Regions from separate parts of the Homo sapiens genome. Here all the other regions are linked to region 1. Evidence: chromatin loops called from intact Hi-C (ENCODE). Cell type or tissue: PC-9. All regions are shown on one strand.

Region 1 (8,000 bases):
GCCGGGCATGGTGTCTCACGCCTGTAATCCCAACACTCTGGGAGGCCAAGGCAGGGGGATTGCTTGAGTTCAGGAGTTCACGACCAGCCTGGGGAACATAGCAAAACCCCGTCTCTACGAAAAATACAAAAATTAGCCAGGTGTGGTAGTATGCACCTGTGGTCCCAGTTACTCAGGAGGCTGAGGTGGGAGGATCACTCGAGCCCAGAAGGTTGACACTGCAGTGAGTTGAGATTGCACCACTGCACTCTAGCCAGGGTGACAGAGTGAGACCCTGAAAAAAAAAAAAAAAAAAGCAAGAAAGCAAGTAAGCAAGCAAGCAAGAAAGAATGAACAAACTTGGGACCCCAATTCACTCTGCCAAAGAAAAGAAAAACTTGGGACCCCAATTCACCCTGCTAAAAGAAAAACATATTAAGCTGAAAGCTGAGTCATAGAAGAAGCTGCCTTCTTTTTTTTTTTCCTGAGCAGATAGCTACAGATAAAAAGTAAAATATCTCCACAGTAGCTACTCTGTGTTCACCTTATCTAATGGTGAGCTTGAGAGGAATACATAATTGACCATTCCCCTACCTACTCCTTTTCTCTTGCAACACATGGATTCAGTTATGTGACCTCTTTTCCCTTGAGCCTGCTTTTCTCCTTTAAATATTGAGGCCCTCAGAATCATCCTTGGAGAAAGGCACCGACCTGTCTCCTAGGCATGTGTCCTTAACCTTGGCAAAATAAACCTCTGCATTGATTGATACCTGACTCAGGCACTTTTTGGTTTACGGGAAGCACCCCTCCGTGCCTCCTCCCAGCTTGGGTTGGTGCTGGCAATCCCTGGCTTTCCTTGGCTTGTAGCTGCATCATTCCCACCTCTGCCTTCATCACCACATGGCCTTCCTCCTCCCGCGTGTGTGTCTGTGTCTTTACATGGACTTAGAGAACGGTCATTGGATTTATAACCAGCCAAACCCAGTAAAATCTTATCTAATTACATCTGCAAAGACCCTATTTCCAAATAAAGTCACATGCTGAAGTTCCAGGTGGACAAGAGTTTTAGAGGGGCACTATTCGCCCAGTACAATGTTGGGGGCAGTGACCACTCACCCACCTGATATTTGGCTCCCAAGATCCTGTTCCTGTCGGCTGTTTTCTTTGTTGTCTTTGTTCTTTATTTTCATTCTGGCAGGCCTTGGGGTAGGATCAAAGGTAAAAAGAAGCAGGTGAGATTAATTTTAATAATATTGTTTATTTGACCCAATATATCCACAATATTATTTCAATGTGCAATCAGTACAGAGAATTATTAATGAGATATTCTTCATTTTTTTTCACATCAAGTCTTCAGAATTTTATATGTATTTCACATGTACACCACATGCCAGTTTAGACTGACCACATTTCAAGTGCTCGACAACCACATGGGGCCAGTGGCCACCATATTGGACAGCACAGCTCAGGAAGTTAAAAGAAAGGGGTGAGGCTTCTGACAAAGCCAAGGACCCCTCTGGGGAGGCCGGTGGATCCCAAGGAATGGTATTCACCTGATGGCCTCACCCCCTCTAGGTTCTCTCCTGATTATATTTCATCCGTGAGAGGTGGTCTCACGGTGATGAAGGGAGGAATTCATGCAACATTAGCTCACACTGTATCAAACCAGAAGGATGATACGGTTTGGCTGTGTCCCCACCCAAATCTCATCTTTAATTGTAACTTCCACAATTCCCGTGTGTTGCGGGAGGAACCTGGTAGGAGGTGATTGAATTATGGGGGCCGTTCTTTCCTGCCCTGTTCTCATGATAGTGAATGAATCTCACAAGATCTGATGGTTTTTAAAATGGGAGTTTCCCTGCACAAGCTCTCTTTGCCTGCTGCAATCCACATAAGATGTGACTTGCTCCTCCTTGCCTTCCACCATGATTGTGAGGCTTCCCCAGCTACGTGGAACTGTAAGTCCATTAAACCTCTTTCCTTTGTGAATTTCCTTTGTGAATACCCATTCTTGGGTATTTCTTTATCAGCAGTGTGAAAACGGACTAATACAGTGGCTTTGTTCATTCACAGGAAAAGTGGTGAGCAGCTGGCTGCTCTCTCGTCCCTACATGCAGTCCCTCCCTTTCCTGTAGGCACAATGCTTAAGGAGCCAGGCCTGGGCTTCTGGGCTCAGAACCAGAGCCTTTCCTTACTGAGTGCAAATGATTGAAAATCTCAGGCTACAAAAGTGGGAGGCATGCACCTCCCCAACAGAGACATGCCATTGCCAGTGGGGACACTGGAATCCCTTTCCCCAGGCAGTGTGGGATGGGTGTGGCCGTGTGCCTAGGACTGGCTCTTTTCTACTTCTCTGCTGCAGACCTGACCCCTTCTGACTGGCATCTTTTCCTTTAGATACGCAGGTCTCACTGGCCTGGGCCCCATTCTGTCTCTTTTTAGCATGGCTTGGCCTTTGTCTGCTTTGATTTCTATGTGTCAATTTTATGGTCAAACTCCCAAAAAGCAACCTCATTCCTCTAGGGAATGGGCTCCCTCAGTTTGCTCCCTTGAAATACCTGCGATTCTTTATTCTCCTGAACCCTGCTCTACAACCTCTGTATTTTTCTGAGAAAAATCAGAAATAACCAGAACCCAGACCTGGAAGCTAGACCCCAGACATAGGTCATCCACCTCTCGGGCTCTGGGGCCTGCTCAGGATGTGCATGCTGGGGAGTGGAGCACCCTCTCCATGGGCTGGCCTGTCCTCAGGCCCCACAACAGACAGTGGTCCTGAGCCGGGACAGCAGGATGACAAAGGCTCACATTTGCACTCTGGAGCAAAAACATCACCGGATGGAAATTGAAGTAGAGAGAAAAAGAATGAGTATAGGGGATGAGGAATCTCTGATGTTAACTCAGGGGTACCATCAGTCCCCTAAAGCTGCAAATAATGTGAATCAATCCCTCTCTCTCTCTCTGTCTCTCACTCACACACACACACACACACACACACACACACACACACACACACACACACACTTATCTTGAGAGCCTTCCAATTTTTTTCTGCAATGCACGGACCTCACAAAAAAATGACTCAGCCTTACATAAGAGACGGGAATTTGAGGGGGACCAGGAGTGTGATGACTCATTGCCTTGAAATTTCCAGTGGGATACACATGTTTTCTTAGATGATTTTTTAAACATTTATCTTTAATGATTGTCCAAAATAAATGGTTGGGGAGGCAGAATGGAGTGAGAATCCCACGTCAGGGCAGGAAAGAATAGTCATGATGAAGAGGAGGGGGCAGGAGGCTGAGGACAGGGCCCTTTCAGGTCAGGTCTCAGAATGTTCTGGTGAGAATCCAGAACTCTCCTCCCAGGACCTCAGGGCATTTCAGGAACTGTAATAATACAATCACTTCGTATAGCAAGAATCAGCCCCTGAGGTCTCCAGGAAGTACCTTGATTTGAAAGAGCTGTGACCAACCTCAGTGGCATGTCCAACTACCACGCTGCAGAAGTCTGTGAGGCCGTGGTCCTCAGCCCTTTGCACAGATTAAAACCCCAATCCCAGCCGCACCCCAGACCAATCAATCAGGATCTCTGGAGATGGGGCCCAGGCATCTATATATATGTATATATATATATTTTTTTAATTCCTCAGATGATTCCAATGTACAGCCAATGATGAGCAGCTGCTGGGCTGAAGGGACTGGGGCCATTTTATACCAGGTGAGTAATTCAAGGTGTTGATGTCACCCTGCTCCTTAGAGGACTATTAGCCAATCCCTTGAGTTTCAGATACAACCAGTTATCCCTCTCCAGGGAGCTTGAAATTTTTTTCTCCCTTTTCTGTTATTGGCAAAAAGCAAATCCCTGCATGGAAGCCTGGTGTCTACATAGAGCTGACAAGGGGGCAGCTTGGGGAAGGTGGGCTAGGCTTTGGGAGCGAGTGGGCCCCTCCAAGGAGAAGGCCCTTGGATTCATCTACAGGAAGCCCAGAGTTCTCTGACACCAACCCAACTCTCCCACACCATGCCCTGCCTAGAGGCCCAAGGACTCCAGCAGGATCGTACCAGTGATCCACTGTCAGGGCAGTCCAGCCTATGCCATCCATGGCTCCGCTGGCAACAGGATAAAGTCAAGGGCTTCATGCTGGCACTTAAGGTTATACCCAATCTTCCTTCAACTTTCCTCTCTCCCCAATGCACATGGACCCTGCCCCACCAGGCTGCCCCCCTCCCTGCCCCAAATGCCCAGCAGGTTCCTACTTTCAGACTTTAGTCACACCCAACATTCTCTGGTTTACCAATGTACAAAGGTCTTCATGCATCTCCTGTGGAATGCAAATCCCCCTGGCAAGAAAACCCTCGTGTCAGCCCATACCTCGGGGGGATCTACTGGAGACTGGGTGGAGGTGCAGAGAACAGGTCCTGGGCCCCAAGGGGAGGTGAGAGAAGGAGGCTGAAAGCATCCTGGACACAATTCATCCCCGCGGCCTCAGCCTCACCCCCAGACTCCTGGAGCCTGGGCCTGACTTCTGTGTGTGGCCGCTTGATGCCTGGCACTACCTGTCCCATTACCTGCTGACCTCCACAGGCACGTTCTGCCCTCCTCACCTTTGTGTGAGAACTTAGCCTCCCCTCCAAGAGCTGCCGAAAGGGGGCTGGTAACTGGGCCATATCTGTCCACACTGTCACATACTGACTTTATGTCTGAAGGAAGGGGGTTTCATCTCCCTGAGCCTCCACTTCTTCCACTATAAAACAGAAAAACAGAATTGTAAAAGCACTAGCCGCAGAGATTTGCAGGATGAGGGTGGCCTCATTAATCCAACACTCTAGTTAACTCTCATATCTATGTCAACAATTTTCAAAGGATTATTATAAAGCAAGGACCATCTTTGATAATCGTGATCAAAGATTTCTAGGATCTTAGGGCAATGTTTCTTAAAGTCTATTCCATGGCTCTTGAGCTTTGTGAGATGTTAATTGGTGTTTTATATACATTAAAACTAATAAGTTTGGGAAATATTGGATTTTAAAAGTGAATATATTTAACTTTGGGAGGCCAAAACAGGCAGATCACTTGAGGCCAGGAGTTCGAGACCAGCTTAGCCAACATGGCAAAACCCCGTCTCCTTTAAAAACACAAAAATTGGCCGGGTACAGTGGCTCACACCTATAATCCCAGCACTTTGGGAGGCTGAAGCAGGTGAATCACATGAGGTCAGGAGTTCAAGACCAGCCTGGGAAACGTAGTGAAACCCTGCCTCTTCTAAAAATACAAAAATTAGCTGGGTGTAGTAGTGCATGCCTGTAATCCCAGCTACTCAGGAGGCTGAGACAGAAGAATCGCTTGAATCCAAGAGGCAGATGTTGCAGTGAGCCAAGATTGCACCACTGTACTCCAGCCTGAGCAACAGAACGAGACTCTGTCTCAAAAACAAAAATTAGCTGAGTGTGGTGGCGCATGCCTGTAATCCCAGCTACTCAGGAGACTGAGGTGGGAGAATTGGTTGAACCGGAGGTAGAGGTTGCAGTAAGCTGAGATCGCACCATTGTACTCCAGCCTGGGTGACAGAGTGAGACTCTGTCTCAAAAAAAAAAAAAAAAAAAAAGAATATGTTTATACATGATTCTGAGACTTCACTAAATGCATTAATGGTGGGTAAAGTGTTTTCCAAACTTCCTTGACCACTCAACACCTTTTTAGGGGAGGATACCACGTGACTGGTGTTTGTGCCAGACTTTGGGGAATTCCGCCTTTGTCAGGCTCAACACAACAAGGGTTTTCATTGCTCACTGTCTTGTTACATGAGTTGTAGGATGTTACACAGAAATGCCTGAAAAGCAAGGAGCAGCTATCAGAATGTTTGGTGACACAGCTCCTCCTGTCGTGGTTCCTTCGGCATGGACTTCACATTCAGCAGATCCATGAGGTGTTCCCTTTCGGATGAGCTCCAAGGTCTTAAGAGAGCATCTCTAGTCTGCGTGAGTCCGTCTGAACGACGGTCCTGAGCAAGAACCACCTATAACCATCTGCTCAAAATAACTCAGGGGAAGTCAAAGCTTTCTATGTGGAAGGTGACTGAAACCACATACACAGACCACTGCAGCATTCCTGACATTATGGAACTTGGAAATGATTCCAAACATGGCCATAGCTTGAGTAACATGTTTTGCTATGACAAGAACTTGGACTGTAGTCCTTCCCCCTCTCAAGAATGTGACATCACACCTTATCAGATCCTACGAGTGAGCTACTGACCTCAACCACTGAACTTCAAACTATGTAAAAACCTAAGGGTTCGACAGACACTTTGAGAGCTTGGGCTGTGGCAAGCTACACTCTGTCAGCCTCTCTTCGACAGGGCCCCACCCTGCTAGCCTTTGAACTTGGAAGCATCGCCCACAAACACCAGTGCCACCCTCTAGCCTTGAGGGACCATATATGTCTCTGTGAATCTCCGTTGCATTGGACAGCTTCTCTCCCAAGAGCTGCTCTTATAAAAGAGACACACCACATTTTAATGAGGCTTCGCTCTCCACAGAGGCCTGCTTCCATCCTAATTGAGCAAGTAGACTTTAGTAACTTTGGAACTCACTCACCCCGTGACTAATACACCCTGTCTACCCAGCGCATTCCCTGTGAGATTTGTTCATGTTGTTCTCCCCCTCCTTAAGCATTGTGAACCTAGGAAAAATATCATCTCTGTAGGGCAATAAACCATGTGATTTGTGAAATCATACTTTGAGCATCTCCTAATTTTAACCATACACAATGCCTGAGAACTGGGAAATGAAGAAAGGAGGAATTGGATCTAAAAATGTGTTTAACAAAGTATAAACGCCATAGATATCCAACAACAGGGTGCCTGGACAGATAAACAGAGGCAGGCTACCTCTTCCAAATGTCATAGACTACACAATACATAGAAAGAGGGTCATGGGATTATATGAGGTAAAAAGAGGCCATAATGCGGAAGGAGGAGAATCGCTGGTTTACAAGACGGTGCAGAGTCTCCCACAGAGAGCATCTGTTTGGCCCAGTACTAGGAGGCCTCTTTGGTGTGAAATGTGAAGCCCCCAGGGAATGGCCCTGATGGGCTAAAATGTGAAGAAGGGGGATGGCTACTGAATTAAAAGAAGTAGCAGGAATTTGAGAGACTGGGGGCTGGCAGCTGGAGGAGGCAGGAGCTGCCCAGTAGGACATCCAGGCATCGAGCAAGTGTCTGTGAAGGAGCATTCATGGAGGATTCCTCACGCCAGAGTCTTGGAGGTGCGGGACGTTGTGTTTTAGTCATTTGCTCTATTATCACATAAAGTCATGCCCCTCTTGACCTTCATGCCTTTAGTAAGTGACCAGGGCAGAATCTCCTGGCGAGGGAGAGCTGAACTGGGGGTGGCCCCCAGCCCCACCTCATGGAAATCCTCAGAGCAGCCTGGACGGCTAACATACCTGGGTGTCAGGCAGGGCCAGCAGGAAACAGCACCACTCAGAGTGGATGAGTGAGCAGAGTTACGGAGGGACCATTTTACAAAGGTATGGGTGGGCTTGGGGGAAACCAGACGCAGTGCAGTCCTCAGAGGTGGGAAAGCTCAGCACCGTTAATTCCACCTGGCTGGGGGCAGGTGGGGAAAGAGAGAAAGTGGTAGGGGCAAGGGAGCTGGGATGCTGCCTGACAAAGCTGTGACCTTCTGTCATAGGACACAGCCGGTCCTCAGTGACCCCAGAAGGAGGAAGGAGGGAGGTGATGTTATGGGGCTGAATTGTTCCCCCAAAACCCATATGTGGAAGCCATAACCCCCAGTACTTCACAATGTGACTGTGTTTGAAAATGGAGCTTAGACAGAAATGAATAAGTTAAAAATTGAGGCCCTCATCCAATCTGACTGGTGTCATTGGAAGAAGAGGTAATCCAGACATACTAAGAGACACCAGGGTCACACACACAGAGAGGAGAGACTGTGTGAGGACACAGGGAGAAGGCGGAACTGAAAGGAATCCATTTCTGTTGTTTAAGGCCCTGAGCC
Region 2 (8,000 bases), 51 kb before region 1:
TTGTTCCTTTCAGGGCACTTAACACAATTTGTCCGTGTTGGGCTTTCTAGCTCTTCTCTCCCCACAAAAGTGTCAGTTCCATGAGGGTGGGGACTTCATCTCGTCCCAAGGCATTGCCAGTGCCTGGCACACAATGTGTGGCATACAGTAGGTGCCAAATAACTGACTCAATGGTCTGGCCATGCAGCATGACTTCAAGAGCATAGCATTTGGACATACAGTATTGTCTCCGGGTTAAAGGAGGGATCCACATCCACTACAGTAGAGACCAAGAGATTGGGGTCTCACTGTTACTCTGAAAGATAAGTCACATTAAGTGTCAGCTCTCCTCCCCTTCTAGTACAGAGCACTCGATAATCCGGAGTGGATTCAGTCCTAAATCCAGCCTGGTTAAAGGACACCCAGGCTTGCACATATAAGGGTCTCTCAGCGGACCCCAGCCAGCTACAGAATATGGGAAGAACGGGCTTCAATGGGCAAAAGCTGCCGTTTCTTTACTTAGCAATACATGTGTCTTTCTAAATAACAGATTTAAATAAGTAAGGCAAACTGTGAAAATATGTGGTTAAAAATGTAAGGGGTGGGGTGGGAATAGAGAATCTAGCAGATGGTTGCTGTGCCTCCCTCTGTGACAGGTGGGATAGAATCATCTGCATGAGCACATCTCTAAAGGTCTTCTTTTTCATGGGCACATTTATTGGCATACTGTAGAATGAGCCCTGTACATTCAAATAGCAGAGTCGGCCCAGCCCAGAACAGCTCTGGAAAGGAAGACCTTGGCCTTGGCTGTGCCTCACTTATGACAACAGAGCTGTCCCTCATCAAAAAGAGGAAAAGGAGAGAAAATCAGAAATGCCTGGTCAAAAGTGAAGGTGGGGCAAGCAGACCTGAAGCTAGTCCTTGGGGTGAGTGGCTGAGTCACAGCATCCCACACACATGCCACCTCCTACAGCCCCTTGGCCTTCTGCCCATACAGGCTCCCAGCCCACGGCTCACTGGTCACTCTTCTTTCCGATGGCCAGAACCACACGCTGCAGGTGACCCTTGGGAAGACCCCGCCTGGGCCACTCATTGGTTCGTGTGAAGAGGCTTCTGTCCCCAGCCAGACGGTGCCCTGCTTGGAGGCAGAGGCCAGGCGATGTCCTCCAGTGTCCCCGTGGCCAGTCATCGGCTGCCCCTGTCCAAGGCATTTCCACAGGCATTTCCTGCCACACTTGGGCACATTTCCCAACATGCTCATCAGTTTGGGGACAGGCTCCATGGGTGGGGTCACTTCTCATTAGCATTTCTCCCCCTGTGGTTCCCACTGCCTGTCCTGAGCTCGCCCCCTCATCTGTGAGTGCAGAAGCCTGGAAGCCTGAGCTCATCTGCCTGGATGATGGCAGGGCGAGCTCTCCTAGGGACAAATCATGAGCTCAGGGATGCCTGCCATGTATCCTGCTCGTCTGGGCAGGCCCTGCTAAACCCTATGTGTGCACAGTTGTGTTAAAGCCTTACAACCACTCCAGGAGGTGGTGTCGTCATCACCATCCTCAATCTTCATTTCACTTATAAGAAAACAGAGACATAGAAAGACATTGGCCGAGGTCACAGAGTTGGTCATGGTGGGCCAGGATTCAAACTCCACCAGTCCGACCTCCTGCTTTCTGCTCTAAACTCCAACTAGTCTGCAGTGGTATTGTATACCGCACCCTGACCTCACCTGTCTCACAATGTCACAGGCACCTGTGTGAAGGCCACAGGACAAGTGCAGCCTCCAGGCAGGAGGCTGCCTCTTGGCGGTGGTGCCCTTGGTCAAGTCACTGCCCCCTGCTGAGCCTCTGGGCTCTAATATGGGGTTTATGATAGAAGCTGCCTCCTTAGGGGATTGGGAGAATTAAATACGCTCATCTGTGTGAAGGCTTAGAGCAGCGCCTGGCACTGGGAGCACTCAGTAGCACGCATCGTTATCACAGTTATTAATAATATGATTGTTCCCAAGGGAACATTCCAGGTCTGTCTGACCTCCTCTCCTCTCCAGGAGGAGGCATCTGTGCATTGACTACCAACATCTCTCTTTTTAACTAATCGCTCCATCTCATTCTTCCACCTTCTCCATTTCTCCTCCCAACCCTGACATGCCATTGAATCTGTTTAATTCAAGCAAATGCTCAGAGCCCCAGATCCCTGAATGCGACAGATTGAGAGGGTGGGGGTGGGGGTGGAGAATGGAGGAGCTTGTGTAATAGGACATAAATAAACTTGCACATGCTCTTCTTTTTAATTGCAGATTCTATCCCATCGCGGGGCAATTTTTATTTTGCCTTCTCTTGAATAAGTGGGAAGATGTTTTATTCATGTGTATCTTCCCAGCACGCAGCCCAGTAGGTGCTCAATGTGCGCTGAATGATTCGGTGCATTCGGTTCGGCTCCAGCCAACACGTATGCCAGGCGCTGTTGTAAGTGCCTCACATATACAAGCTCATTGAACACTCTGGTGCCGTTTTAAAGTCCTGGAGCTGAGCACTCTAAAGTCCGGCCAATAAAGGAAATGTGTTTGGTAGCCACCCTCTTGATGGACATACCACTGAATCTCCAGCATGAGCTGTGTGGCTCCCGGTTCCTCCCCGCTTGCTTGTGGCACTGCTCCCCTCTAATATTTAGGAAGAGAGTTTCAGCACAAACTTCCAGCTGGGTGAATGGTGGGGCCTGAGGGACGGTGACAAAGCTGAACACACACCTCGAGGGACCTCCACGTTTTCCAGTAGGGTTTGATTTGAACAGTGCCAAGAAATCCCCTCAGATTGCTGGAAACTGCAAACCATGGAGGCTTAACACACCATGCCACTGCCTGGCCAGACAGGCCTGGGTTCAAATCCCAGTCCCACCACGTGTGGAGCCAATTCCTCGCTGAGCCACAGCATCCTCCGGGGTGGAGCAGGGCACACACCCTGCCTCGTGGGGCTGTGGCAATATTACCCAGCTCACCGTGTGACATTTAGTGGGCACCTTCCTCACTCTGACAGCCAGCTGAGCACAGGCCACTAAGGAAAGAAGAATTCTGAGGGAGAGAGAAGAGGCCAAAGAAAGACAGAAAGGATGCCTCCTCCAAGAGCAGTCAGGCCGGGGTGGGACAGGGTGGTGGGCGGAGGTTGGCCGGGAGAGAGCCATTTACCGGCACAGTCAACAAACAAGGATTGGGAATATAAAGCTCGGCATTGTGCTAAGTGCTGAGGAAGTAAAAAGGAATTTTTATTTATAATTTATACCCCACCTACTTCCAAAGAGAATTTTGAAGGTGACTCACAATGAAAACCACATATGCCGCAAGATCACGAAAATAGAAATAGAAAATCAAGTCCATGGAGATGAAGAAAGGAAACCCACATTTATTTACCCCAGGTGCCGTGTCCTTGAATGCACTCCATCATTTAGTCCAGCAACCCCATTTTACAGATGAGGAAGACAAGCAAAGAGGCATGTCCAGGGCAGGCAAAGGTGCAAGCAGGGCTGACTTCTCCAATAGGCGCAGGGCCCAGGATACTCTTAGGGGCCCACTAAAATGTTTTAAAATTTCTTTTAAAATCAGAAGAAGAGAAGAGAACATTGAGGTTGAAAAAATGTTTTAATATATGATATTAATAGATTCGTCTTTATGCCAACACAATAGTAACATATATTTAATTTTTTAATGGAGGAGGGAGTCCACAACTATAAAAGTGCCTGGAGTCTACAAAAGTCACAATCCAGCCCAGGCCACAAACCCAGGCCAGCCAAACTCCAACTCTTGTGCCCCTTCCACACTTGTGCAAGAACATTTGTTGTCACTGAATGTAACATGCGAGTCAGCTCTGCAGCTGAAAAGAGGCCACAATGAGATAAATCTTAGTTTCATAAAAAGGATGTGCAGTGGGGAAACATTTACTCACACTACAATGCAATTGTGGGGAAAAAGTGTAACTTTTACAATTTTCTTTCTTTTTTTTTTTTTTTAGCGATGGGTTCTTGATGTGTTGCCCAGGTTGGACTAAAACTCCTGGGCTCAAGTGATCTGCCTGCCTCTGCCTCCCGAGTAGCTTACATGCCACTACACCTGGCTAAAATTTTCTTTATAATGAATGTCTTCTTATCAGTTTCACTGGGAAGCAGGCGGGTAAAATCCTAAATTGTATCCAATTTGGTAAATTTCAAGCTTGATTTAGTAATCAAAATTGTCTTTCATAGATAACTTGGCTCACTCACGTAAATGTCAGCCTTTTGGAGACTGCTCTCTCTGGCTGCTGAATCCCCGTGTGGCAGGTGATTCCTATCAGAGTCTTGCACAGCCCAGGAGGGAGGCCCCTGGGTTCCCGTGGCATTGCCTGGATCTTCACAGCCTGCTCCTTGAGCTCATGACTGCTATGATGGGATGGCCCCATCTTGCTTTCTGGGGCGCTGTGCCAGGAGCTGTCGCTGGAGCCCATGGTCCCTGCCAGCTTTCCTAGTGGTCACTCAGTCCTGTCACCAGGCCTCTGCCTTTCTGCTGGCACTCTCAACACCTGCTCAGGTGCTGTCTCAGGCTCCCCTACCTCCTACTTCCTGCGCTACCTCCAGGCCTTCATGTGGGTGCTTCTCCTGGACCCAGCGTACCTGGAGAAGGGTGCCTCCAGCCCAGACGCTCCCTGCGGCCTTCAGACATGCTTTAAAAGCATGTGTTTAAAAGCTCCCAACTTTCTAGGTTGTGCCCTGACACACTGGTGGGGAAGGTGGGGAAGGTAATAATGGTAGTGGCAGAGAAGAGCTCTGGTGCCTGATCTACCTGTTCTCTCCCTATCCCCCTTCCCCTTCCCATAGTCTATGAGGATAGAGAGATAAACTTTCCTTCATCATCTTCTAAAATGTAGTCAGTCAGGCCTACCTCTTGATGTGCTAAAAGAGGGTCAAAGGAATTTAGTAAACCTTGACTCTCTCGACATCTAGCTTTCTGTCTGAGACTCAGACATTACCCCAATGTACAAGAAACTCCAGAACAACAAGGTTTACAGGACATGAAAATGTATCTAAAGACAATTCCAGAAAGTATTAATCCCATTGCAGACATATGTTAGTTCAACAGGAGAGACTAACTATACTGACACTTAATTCCAACACAATATATTATATGAATCCTTATGTAGGGAACATCGAACAACACGATGAACACCATCTCAAATATTTATTTGGCAAACCTTCTTCCAATAGCTGTTTGTTCTATCAACCCTCAATAAAAGTAGGCCAGAACATTAGGCACTTCCCTGGTGAAAGGGCCTGATCTTGGTGAGTCTAGTTGTGCTGTATCTGGTGTTCTTACATCTGGATGCAACTTAGACACCCCAGAGACAATGGCGTAGCATAGCACATGTCGCTTCTTTCAGCCAGTGCTAGGATGTGGGAACAAAGGCACAGTCCATCTCTCTCACCCTGAAGAAGGGCAGAGAGAGCTTCAAAAAGGGATATGGGCACAGCCAACCTCTCAACCATCACAATTTTTTTTTTGACTATTAGTTATGATTCAAACTATGAAGCAGAAATGGCTTGGGAGTTTTGAGAGGAAATGACTCAACAAATACAAAATATTGGAGAAGAGATCAGACTCCAGGATCTTCTACATTCAGGCTAGAGATATGCAACTATCAACAGTCTGGATATAGCTGGGTGGTTCATGCCCATAATCCCAGCACTTTGGGAGGCTGAGATGGGAAGATCGCTTGAACTCATGAGTTCAAGACCAACCTGGACAACATGGTGAAACCCTGTCTCTATGAAAAATACAAAAATTAGCCAGGCATGGTGGTCTGCGCCTGTAGTTACTACTCGGGAGGCTGAGGTGGGTGGAAGCCTTGAGCCGAGGAGGTGGAGGTTGCAGTGAGCTTAGATTGTGCCAGTGCACTCCAGCCTGGGCAGTAGTGCCAGACCTTGTCTCAAGAATGTAAAGTCTGGATATAAATTATGATTCTTAGTCTCACTCTAGAAGGCTGTGGGTAGTTGCTTGAGCCAGAAAGAAGATGATTGTGAGGAAAATCAAGATCTTTGCATTGGAAAGAGATCATCTCGTCGAACGAGACTTTGAGGTGGAGAAAAAAATGCATGGTTACTATCACTACTTCTATTAATATTGTACGAGAAATCCTACCCATTTCAATAAAGAAAGAAAAGGACCAGTCATGGTGGCTCACACCTGTAATCCCAGCACTTTGGGAGGCCAAGGTGGGTGGATCACCTGAGGTCAGGAGTTCAAGACCAGCCTGGCCAACATGATGAGACCCTATCACTACTAAAAATACAAAAATTAGCCAGCTGTGGTGGCACGCACCTGTAATCCCAACTACTAAGTGGGCTGAGGCAGAAGAATCACTTGAATCCAGGAGACGGAGGTTTCAGTGAGCAAAGACCATGTCACTGCACTCCAGCCTGAGCAACAGAGTGAGACTCCGTCTCAAAAAAAGGAAGAAAGAAAGAAAAAGAAGAAAGAAAGAAAGAAAGAAAGAAAGAAAGAAAGAAAGAAAGAAAGAAAGAAGAGAGGGAGGGAGGGAGGGAAGGAAGGAAGGAAGGAAAAGAAAGAGAGAAAGAAAGAGAAGGCTGGGTACAGTGGCTCATGCTTATAATCCCAGCACTTTGGGAGGTTAAGGCAGGAGGATCACTTGAGCCTAGGAGTTTGAGATCAGCCTGGGCAACGCATAGAGGCTCTGTCTGAAAAAAAAAAAAGTAGGCAGGTGTGGTGTCACACACCTGTTGTATCAGCTACTCGGGAGGCTGAGGTGGGAGGATCATTTGAGCCTGGGCGATCAAGGCTGCACTGAGCCACAATTGTGCCACTGCACTCCAGCCTGAGCAATAGAATGACTGCCTCAAAAGAAGAAGAAAGAGGAGGAGGAGGAAAGAAAGAAAAAAATTAAGTCTTAAGTTTGGGAAAAAAAGAGAAAAAACTTTAAATATGTATAGACAATATTATTGGGAGAAGAAGGAGGAGGAGAAAAGAAGAAGGGAGGAGGGAAGGAAGGAAGGAAAGAAGGAAGGGGGGAGGGAGGGAGGGAGAAAGAAAGAGAGAGTGAGAAAGCAAGCAAGCAAGCAAGTTAAGGCTTAAGTTTGGGGAAAAAGAGACAAAATGTTAAATATGTAGAGACAACATTATTGTGTAAATAGAAAATCCAAGTTATTAGACCAAGTAAAAGAGTTTAGCACAATTGCTGGGTATAAAGTTAACATGCAAATAAACTTGAGTTTATTTCAATATGTGAACAGTAAACATTGAGAAAATAAAAAATTTTAAAGTGATCATTTATACTTGCAACACAAATGAAGTATTTATGAATAAGTCTAACAAAATGTATGCTAATTTTGTATAAAATATTAAATTTTATTGGGAGACATTAAAGAATGCATTAATAAATGCAGAGACTTACTATATTTATGGATGAATGAGTCTATATTGTAAATATGCCATTTTCTCCAAATTTATATGTAGATTCAATGCATCACAATCAAAATCCCAACACATTTTTGCATGTAGAATTTGGTAAGCTTATTATAAAACTCATATGAAAATGCAATAATTATAAGAAAAAGAAGGTGATGGAATTGCCCTGCCAGATATCATGACTTATTATAAAGGCATAGTAATTAAGAAAGTGTGACATTAGCACAGGCATAGAGAAATAGATCAATAAAACAGAAGAGAGAGCCATGAGCAGACCCACACATATATGGATACTTGATCAATATGACTGACTGCAGATTACAGGGGAGTGGGGAAAAGACTTTTTAAGAAATTATTCCGGGGAGGGAAAAAAAGAGCTATAGGGGGAAAAAAATTGAATCTCTATTTCACACCACATACTAAAATCTCTTTAATTTGGAATAAAGAGCTAAATGTGAAACGTAAAACTACAAACCTTTTAAAAAAAGAGAGAGAAGCACATACCTTTGTGCTCTCAGAACAAGAGTTCTTGAATGAGATATAAAAGTAAAGAAGTAGCTAGGTGTGGTGGCTCAAGCCTGTAATC
Region 3 (8,000 bases), 79 kb before region 1:
GCCAAGATCGCGCCACTGCACTCCAGCCCGGGTGACAAAGTGAGACTCCGACTCAAAAAAAAAAAAAGGCCAGTTGTGGTGGTTCACGTCTGTAATCCCAGCACTTTGGGAGGCCTAGGTGGGCAGATCACCTGAGGTCAGGAGTTCAAGACCAGCCTTGTGAAACCCCGTCTCTACTAAAAATACAAAAAGTAGCCAGGCATAGTGGCGTGTGCCCGTCATCCCAGCTACTTGGGAGACTGGGGTAGGACAATCCCTTGAACCCGGGAGGCAGAGGTTGCAGAGAGCCGAGACCACACCACTGCACTCCAGCCTGGGTGACAGACTGAGACTCCATCTCAAAACAACAACAAGAAAGAAAACCAATGTCATGTGAGTTACACAATCAAATCAGAAAAATTTTGAGGAAAGAAGTAAATAATCTTAATCTCTTTATCTCTGATTCTCTGGCTCTTTGGGTGACTAGTTCTTTTAGGTTTAAAAACTTTATATAGTCTTTGATTCTGTGGTAATTTTATTCTGCTATCAAGTGAAAGGATAAAATCTAATGGCCCAAAATATACTTAATTTGAATTTTTTGGTTAAATATATTAAGTGGCTAAAAAAATATCATCCATCTGGAATTTCTGAACCTCACATCTCAGGAAAAGGATATCTCATGCTTGCCACCTCTATGTCCAGTAAATGACTCCTCCAAGAAAGAACTTGGCCCAACCCTTGAAAGCTCTGCTCTAGTCCCCACCATTTGTAACAAGAAACACATTCAGGTGTGGCAGTTACGTGGTCTTTGGCCTGTGCCTTTTTTCTCTTGTCTCTTTCTGGAATTAGGAGGACTCACTTCTTTCCTCTAACTGATACACACCTCAAGTCACTTGAGCCCACTTCTCAACATACCCTAGGTTCCCATCAGTTTAGAACAGTGCTTCTCAAACTCTTTGGTTTCAAGACCCCATTACATGCCATAAAATTATCGATGACCCCAAAACACTTTTATTTGTGGATTTACCTACCAATATTTATCATATTAAAAATTAAAACACAAATTAGAAATATATATTTGGTTATAAATAACAATAAGCCCAACATACATTAACACAAATAACATGTTTTTGGAAAATAACCATTTTGTAAAACAAATGAGAAAAACAGCATTGTTTTAATCTTTGCACATCCCTTTAATATCTGGCTTAGGCTGGGCACAGTGGCCTATGCCTGTAATCCCAGCACTTTGGGAAGCTGAAATGGGAGGATCACTTGAGCCCAGAAGTTGGAGACCAGCCTGGGCAACATGGCAAGACCCAGTCTCTACAAAAAATTAAAAAATTAGCTGGGCATGGTAGCATGAGGCTGTAGTCCCAGCTGCTACTTAGGAGGCTGAAGTGGGAGGATTGCTTGAGCCTGGGAGGTTGAGGCTGCAGTGAGCCATGATTGCACCATTGCACTCCAGCCTGGTCAACAGAGACACTGTCACACACACACACACACACACAAACACACACACACACATCTGACTCAATAGAAGACAGCTGGATATTCTTATCTGCCTCTGCATTCAATTTGTTCCAATACATTGCTTTGGTTAAAGAATATGAAGAAAATGTGGCTTCACATATATATGTAGTTGGAAAATGAGAGGCGTATTTTGATAGCCTTTTCAAATAATTGTGGGTATTCTTCAGTGATATTAGAGCAAAACTTGACAAATCATAGTTTCTTAAAGGCCAGTTGCAAAGTAGAATCTGAAACCCTATCACTGAACTGTGAAAATGTATTACATTAAAATGCACTGGTCTATCTTGTTCTCTGAGTGGATTTTGTAGCATCATGCATTGCATTGGTCATTTAGAAAATACTGGTTCACTGAGTCACACAGTTCTCCCAAATTTTCAGTCATTTCAGTATACAATATTTTTTTAAGTCCTATTTATTAATAGCACCACTGATCTCATCCTTAAGTACTGGGAAACTCATAATATTGGATACAAATTTCCCCCAAATTCCAATTTTTGGTTGAAAACTCAGATTTTATCATTAGCAACAAATACTGTCTATTGTTTTTCTTGACACAGAGTGGTTGGAGTGCAGTGGCATGATCAGCCTCAGTTTCCTGAGTAACCGGGGCTACAGGTGTGCGCCACCAAGCCTGGTTAATTTTTGAAATTTTTTGCAGAGACAGAGTCTCGCCATGTTACCCACGTTGGTCTGAAACTCCCGGCCTCAAGCAGTCCTCCAGCCTTGGCCTCCCAAAGTGCTGGGTTTACAGGCATGAACCATCATGCCTGGCCCCAGGATATTCTTGAGTGAAGCTGGCTTGCTTTTGCTTTTGCCAGGCCATAGCAGTAACAGTTAACTCCTAGTATACTGATTTCATTGATGCTAAGGCATGACTTTTGCTGACAATTGCTTTTGCACCATCCATGCACATTTCAACACAGTTGTATCAGGATAAATCATAAGATTCAAAAAGTTATTCAACACTTTGACTATTTCAGCACATGTGTTTGTTGCCAAGCATTTATGTAATATCTTCAATCATTAAGTGGGGCTGATAAGAACAAAAATAAGAAAAATAACAAATACAGTCATATCTGTAGATGTGTCCATTTTGAAAGTACAAGTGCAATTCTGCAGATGGTATATTAGTCTTCATGTTTATAGTGAAATCCGAAATTTGACAAGGTACCATGTTTTGGGGAAGTGGCACTGGTTTCTTTTACTAACTTGTCCTTCAGCAGGCATTGAGCAACGTCAACTGTGTAAGGCTTTGTCATTCAGCTAGTATATGTACTTTTCCAGCCAATGCAATATGATAACTCACCCTGTAGGATGCTTTGGTGTCTTTTTCATTTCTAGTTTGAAAACATGAAGAAATATTTAGCTTTTAAAAAGCTCATATTGTGTACATTAAAAATATTTTTCCTTTATACTCTTATCAGTCTCAAAATGACAATCTGAAATTGTTTTGTTGCATAAGACACAATAAGGGGAATTATTAGCATCCACAAAGGGAGGGGAAGATATCTTTCATTGTGTTTTCATTTCTTCATCCAGTTTTTTTTTTTTTTGAAGTTGATCCGCCCTTCCATGAGTCAGGGAACTCTGATATTTCAGGTTCAGGTATGTCAGCATCTTATATGTAGATGCTACATGTGGGAATTGAGAAAGCAAGCCTTCTCATCTTTTGTTTTTAAGCCAGTGATCTATCCTTAATGATAAGAAAAATATTGTATAAATAACTTTTCTCTTTATTTTAGAATATTGAACTCTAAAGCAATAACAGTTTTAGATGAATTTTTTAAAACTTATGAAGTTTTGAAAAAAATTTAAAATATTGCAAAACAACACAGTATATTATTTGTTGTTGAGTTTTCAAATAGATGCAAGGGAAATTCGGGATTTCAAAGCAACAATACATTGGACAATAATGAGGTCACAGAAATTATAGCAGGTATAATGAAAGATAGATACTGCAGTGAAAGTATTAAGAACAAACTGAGTTAATCTCCGAAAATGCACATATATATATTCTAAATCTACCACCTTAGAAAATTCTAAAAAACACAAGAATACAAAAAGCACTTGTTGCCAGAACAAAGTATCCTATGTCATGTAGCCTCTGGAAGCTCTACCATATTCTTGAGAAAGGATGAAAGTAAGAAAAACAAATGATGTCTTCATATTATTGTAAAATAGTTTCGACCTCACAGTCCTCCTGAAAAGATCTTAGCGCCCCCTGGAGTCCCCAGGCTACATCTGATGAATCACTGGTCTAGGGAGCCATCAGTTTTAAATGAGTTTAAATTGTCTTAAATATGCTTATTACACTTTCTTTATTTGATGCACCTTGTAGAACCTAAAATTAGATTTCAGGAGCTGCTGACGCTTTGAATGAAGTAAGAGATATCAGAGGTTAACAATTCAAGAGCCATGAATTCTCATTTTGATCCATTAAATCCTTCTACCTTTGCAGCATGAGTCTAGAAGCCCTGATTCAGTCCTTGTTAAAAAGCTGGAAATAGGCCGGGCGTGGTGGCTCACACTTGTAATTCCAACACTTTGGGAGGCCGAGGCGGGCAGATTACCTGAGGTCAGGAGTTCGAGACCAGCCTAGCCAACATGGTGAAACCCCGTCTCTACTAAAAATTAAGAAAAAAAAAATTAGCTGGGCATGGTGGCATACGCCTGGAATCCCAGCTACTCAGGAGGCTGTGGCAGGAGAATTGCTTGAGCCTGGGAGACGGAGTTTGCAGTGAGCTGAGATTGTACCACTGCCCTCTAGCCTGGCCAACAGAGCAAGACTCTATCTCAAAAAAAAAAAAAAAAAAAAAAAAGTTGGAAATAGCTGTTTTGCTGTTGATAAATGAATGGATTTAAATTTCCACATGTTGCTTCTCCAGATCATTTCATGATCATTCAAGTGGAAACCGCAGCAATTAGAAGTGTTGCATATGGTTGGAATGTAATCACTTTACATTTTGAGCGTTCCTTCTAAAAGCAATTTCTTTTGATTCAATGTAAAAATTCATAAGTACATATCAGGCACCCATACTATCCAGGTACTAAAGGGAATACAAAAGGTGCACATCCTACTCCTCAATTATTAATTTTTGCGGCTGGACGCGGTGACTCATACCTGTAATCTCAACACTTTGGGAGGCCGAGGTGGGCAGATCACCTGAGGTCAGGAGTTTGAGACCAGCCTGGCCAGCATGGTGAAACTCTGTCTCTACTAAAAATACAATAATTAGCTGGGTGTGGTGGCACGCACCTGTAATCCCAGCTACTGGGGAGGCTGAGGCAGGAGAATCTCATGAACCCAGGAGGCAGAGGTGGCGGTGAGCTGAGATTGCACCACTACACTCCAGACTGGGATTTAAGAAAATGTGTAGTTAAATATTGCCTAAAATGCTCGAATGTAGGTTATAAACAATGAGAATAGGGCCCATGAAGAGATTTTCGTTTTTCACAGAGGTGAGACTTAAAAAGGCCTTGAAGGATAAATAGAAATAGAAGCAGAGTAGAAGGGTTATTCCAGGAGAATATTAGTTTGGATGAGGGCACAGAGGCAGGAAGATGGAGCTTAGCTTGAGGGAATGGAGGTCACTGGTGCTGTGAATATTTGCAGACAGCCATATCCAGAGCTGAGAGGTGAAAGAACAGACTGGAATAGTTCTTTTCTTTTTCACTCTCCTACCTTATTTGCTTTTGGTTTAGCAAGGAGGATCGAAAGTAAACCAAGAGAAATGGTGGGGGGCAGCAGAGGGAGGTGGGAGGGAAACTCCAGGATGAGTTATGGTCAGCCAAAAGAAGCTGTTGAAATAAAATGACCAAGAGTTAATGCCTTTATAGACGCAGGGATGCACAGCCTAGATCCCCTTCCTCTAAAGGACTTGCTGCCCATCCACTGAAAGCTTGGTCAGCAGCCAGCCCCCAGCTATCGGCTCTTTCAGGGCCTGCCTTGTTGCAAAGGGCCGCCTCCCTGCAAAGAGCTGCCTTGCTCAAAGAGCTGCCTTGCACTAGGTCATGCTCTTCTGGTGGCAGCTTGCATCCTGTCACAGAGAGGCAGGGGTGTGAAAGCACAGCCATCTCATTTGCTCTGCAGGACAATATCCACTCCAGAGTTCCTGCTAGACTGGCCAAGACCTTGTTGCCATTCAACTTCTTTCCCATTCTACTCGCTCCCTCCTTCCTTCACAGGTGTTGAGCCCTAATAAAATTTTGCACCCGAAATTCTGCTTCATTATCTGTTTCTGGAGAACCCAACCTGTAACATTTTCCCAGCCAGGGCTGAATACACACACACACACACACACACACACACACACACGTGCTCTCTCTGTATATATGTTTCTGTGTATGTATATATGTATGTATATTTTTAATTACTTTTCTCCATTCAATAGTATACTGCCTATCAATTATTAGCAAATTGTATTTTCAACCTGTTGGCTTATTTATTCTAAATATAGCCATTTTCCTCTAAAGAGAAATCTTTGTTGCCAAAAGAATTTTATAATGGCAAAATCAGTCATTTTCCCCACTAATCGCAATGTAATTTTGCCCATTTTGAGATGGGCAAAAATCATATGTTCAGAACAGTAAGGTGAGACAGAATCAGCTAATTTACTGATAACTGTGGGCACTACCTGAACTGACGTATCATGCTGCTACGCACTTTAGTACCAGGCTCTCTGGTGGCCAGTTCTTTGCAGGATAACGTGGAATAATGCTTATGTAAAATATGACTTCCAAGACTAATTCTCAACTTCAGACTCCCCACTCCCAGCATTATTGCTTTGGCATTAGTAATGTTAGTCAGAAATATGAGTAATTCTTGGCAAGAATGGGAAGCATTCAACTTGTAACTTCAAAAAGACATTATCTGAAAGGTTGAAAGCCAGTTTCTAATAGTACCTGGTATCTTGGCTTCAGGGCTCACAGCAATCCTGTGGAGAAAGTATGAGTTTCCCATTTCAACAAAGAAGGTGAGGCTTAGAGGGAAAGGAAGTTGCTCAAGATTTGCTCTGGAACAGAGCCAGGATTCCCACTCAGATCTTCGACTCTGAATCCTGCAGGCCTTCACCTGTGCGAGCACTGAGCGCCTGGCTGCCAGCTCCAGAGCTCCTCTGGGGCCTTGGTCAGTGTGGTGTTGTTTATGTCCAGCACACTTTCCGTTGGTCTACTGGAGGACAGTTCCTGTACAGGCAGATGACTTCCTTCACCAAGGACCTGTGACTCTCTCCCTGAGGGCTTTCTCTGACATCATCTGCACATGGACAGCTTAGACTGAAAGTTTCAGGGGTTCGATGCCTTCCAGAGGCACCTCTCTAACAATAAGAGCCCAGATTGAGTGGAAATACCCCAGCTTCCTTACCACTCCAGCCTCCATGCCCTTAGTGGCATGATTCCGAGGTGCATCCTACACTGACTCTTGGTGGCTCCCTGGCCAGAGCTCATTCGCGTGGCCCTCAGCAGCTCTCCTCCTTCCCTGGCTGTCTTCCTCACCACCTCTCCGTGATTCCAGGAATCAGCTCCCGAATAAACGACTTGCACCCGAATCCTTGTCTCAGGGTCTGCTTCTGGGGGCACACCGAGGAAGACAGCAATCCCGTCCTAAGGTTTTGCACATCTGAGCCAGAGGGACCCCCTGGGACCGGGTCTCAGGGCTGAGTTTTGGAGGAGTGGGAGACACTCAGGGTGCGGCTTGAGGAGGGATGAGGTGAGACTTTGAGGTCGGCAGATGGCATTTCTGGCAGGCGCCTAGCATGGAAGGTGTGAGAGGAAGAGGGAGGTTGGGGACAGTGGACATCCTTGGGGGTGGTGGGGAAGGAATCAGGGCTGGGAACCTGCCTCTGTCAGCAAAGGGAACTGTGCCAGTGGGCCCCAGGACCAATGCCAGGGAGGCCACGTTCACCCAGCGGCTCAGCCAAGTCTTTTTAAGGAGTGGAATGGGAAATGCCGTTTACTGGCTTGCTGTTGGCCCAGTATTTATTGTTTTACATTTTTGCCCTGGAATTTCCATTGTCCTTACTCCTTAGAGGAGACTACACTTTTGCAGCTAATAAAATATGTTCTCCAGGTTAAATGGCATTTCAGCAAGTGCCATCATTACATTTTTCAGCACCCAGCCACTTACATAGCTCTTCCATTTTGTCCTGATAAAATCACCCTGTGCAGTGAGCAAGGCGAGGGTTATATGCCCGCCTCTGCGATGCTGGCTAATGTGCTCACAGCGCCCCAGCTATGAGTAGCATGGGTCGGGGGAGTGCACAGAGCCTGTCAATGTGGCTTCACTCCTGCGGCAGGCCCCAAGGGTGACAGCCCTCTGCTGGCGGACTCAGAGCTATTCCAGGAGTAGGCTGGGCTGGCCCCACGAGGGGCAGAAAGCCAGCGCCTATAGATGCAGCTCTCTTCTACCCATCTGTCCTCTCGAGCCCCCACTGCAGCCGGCTGGGCTTTCCAAGTCCTGTTTTTTTCCATTGATTCTAGGGATGGCAACG

Evidence for each region. Hi-C counts contacts between places; a loop is a spot of excess contacts. Peaks named below come from ENCODE experiments on the same cell type or tissue, not always from the same donor. Only the 100,000 strongest peaks of a DNase experiment are listed, where the experiment ranks them.
Region 2: it touches region 1 in a loop (8-fold over the local background); 36 of 110 quality-filtered maps call a loop at or near these places.
Region 3: it touches region 1 in a loop (2.7-fold over the local background); 5 of 110 quality-filtered maps call a loop at or near these places.

What each region holds. Positions count from the first base shown.
Region 1 is chr2:46,852,295-46,860,294 of GRCh38, forward strand. It overlaps LINC01119 (long intergenic non-protein coding RNA 1119), which reads left to right. Exons shown (of 3, transcript NR_024452.1): 2 at 3,629-3,696; 3 at 5,792-6,712. It overlaps LOC107985880 (a long non-coding RNA gene), which reads right to left and starts at 1,232. Exons shown (of 2, transcript XR_001739449.2): 1 at 1,100-1,232. In PC-9, no CTCF peak of the experiment used is centred here; DNase peaks (open chromatin) are centred at 3,067, 3,417, 3,707, 6,637 and 1 weaker place; H3K27ac peaks cover 5,239 bases.
Region 2 is chr2:46,801,196-46,809,195 of GRCh38, forward strand. No RefSeq gene overlaps it. Among named protein-coding and RNA genes, the nearest start is that of LINC01118, 11 kb to the right of the region's middle. RefSeq lists a silencer at 1,995-2,289 and an enhancer at 1,995-2,289. In PC-9, no CTCF peak of the experiment used is centred here; a DNase peak (open chromatin) is centred at 3,226; H3K27ac peaks cover 456 bases.
Region 3 is chr2:46,773,190-46,781,189 of GRCh38, forward strand. No RefSeq gene overlaps it. Among named protein-coding and RNA genes, the nearest start is that of LINC01118, 39 kb to the right of the region's middle. In PC-9, CTCF peaks have their summits at 3,724 (motif pointing left) and 3,924; DNase peaks (open chromatin) are centred at 3,722 and 6,442.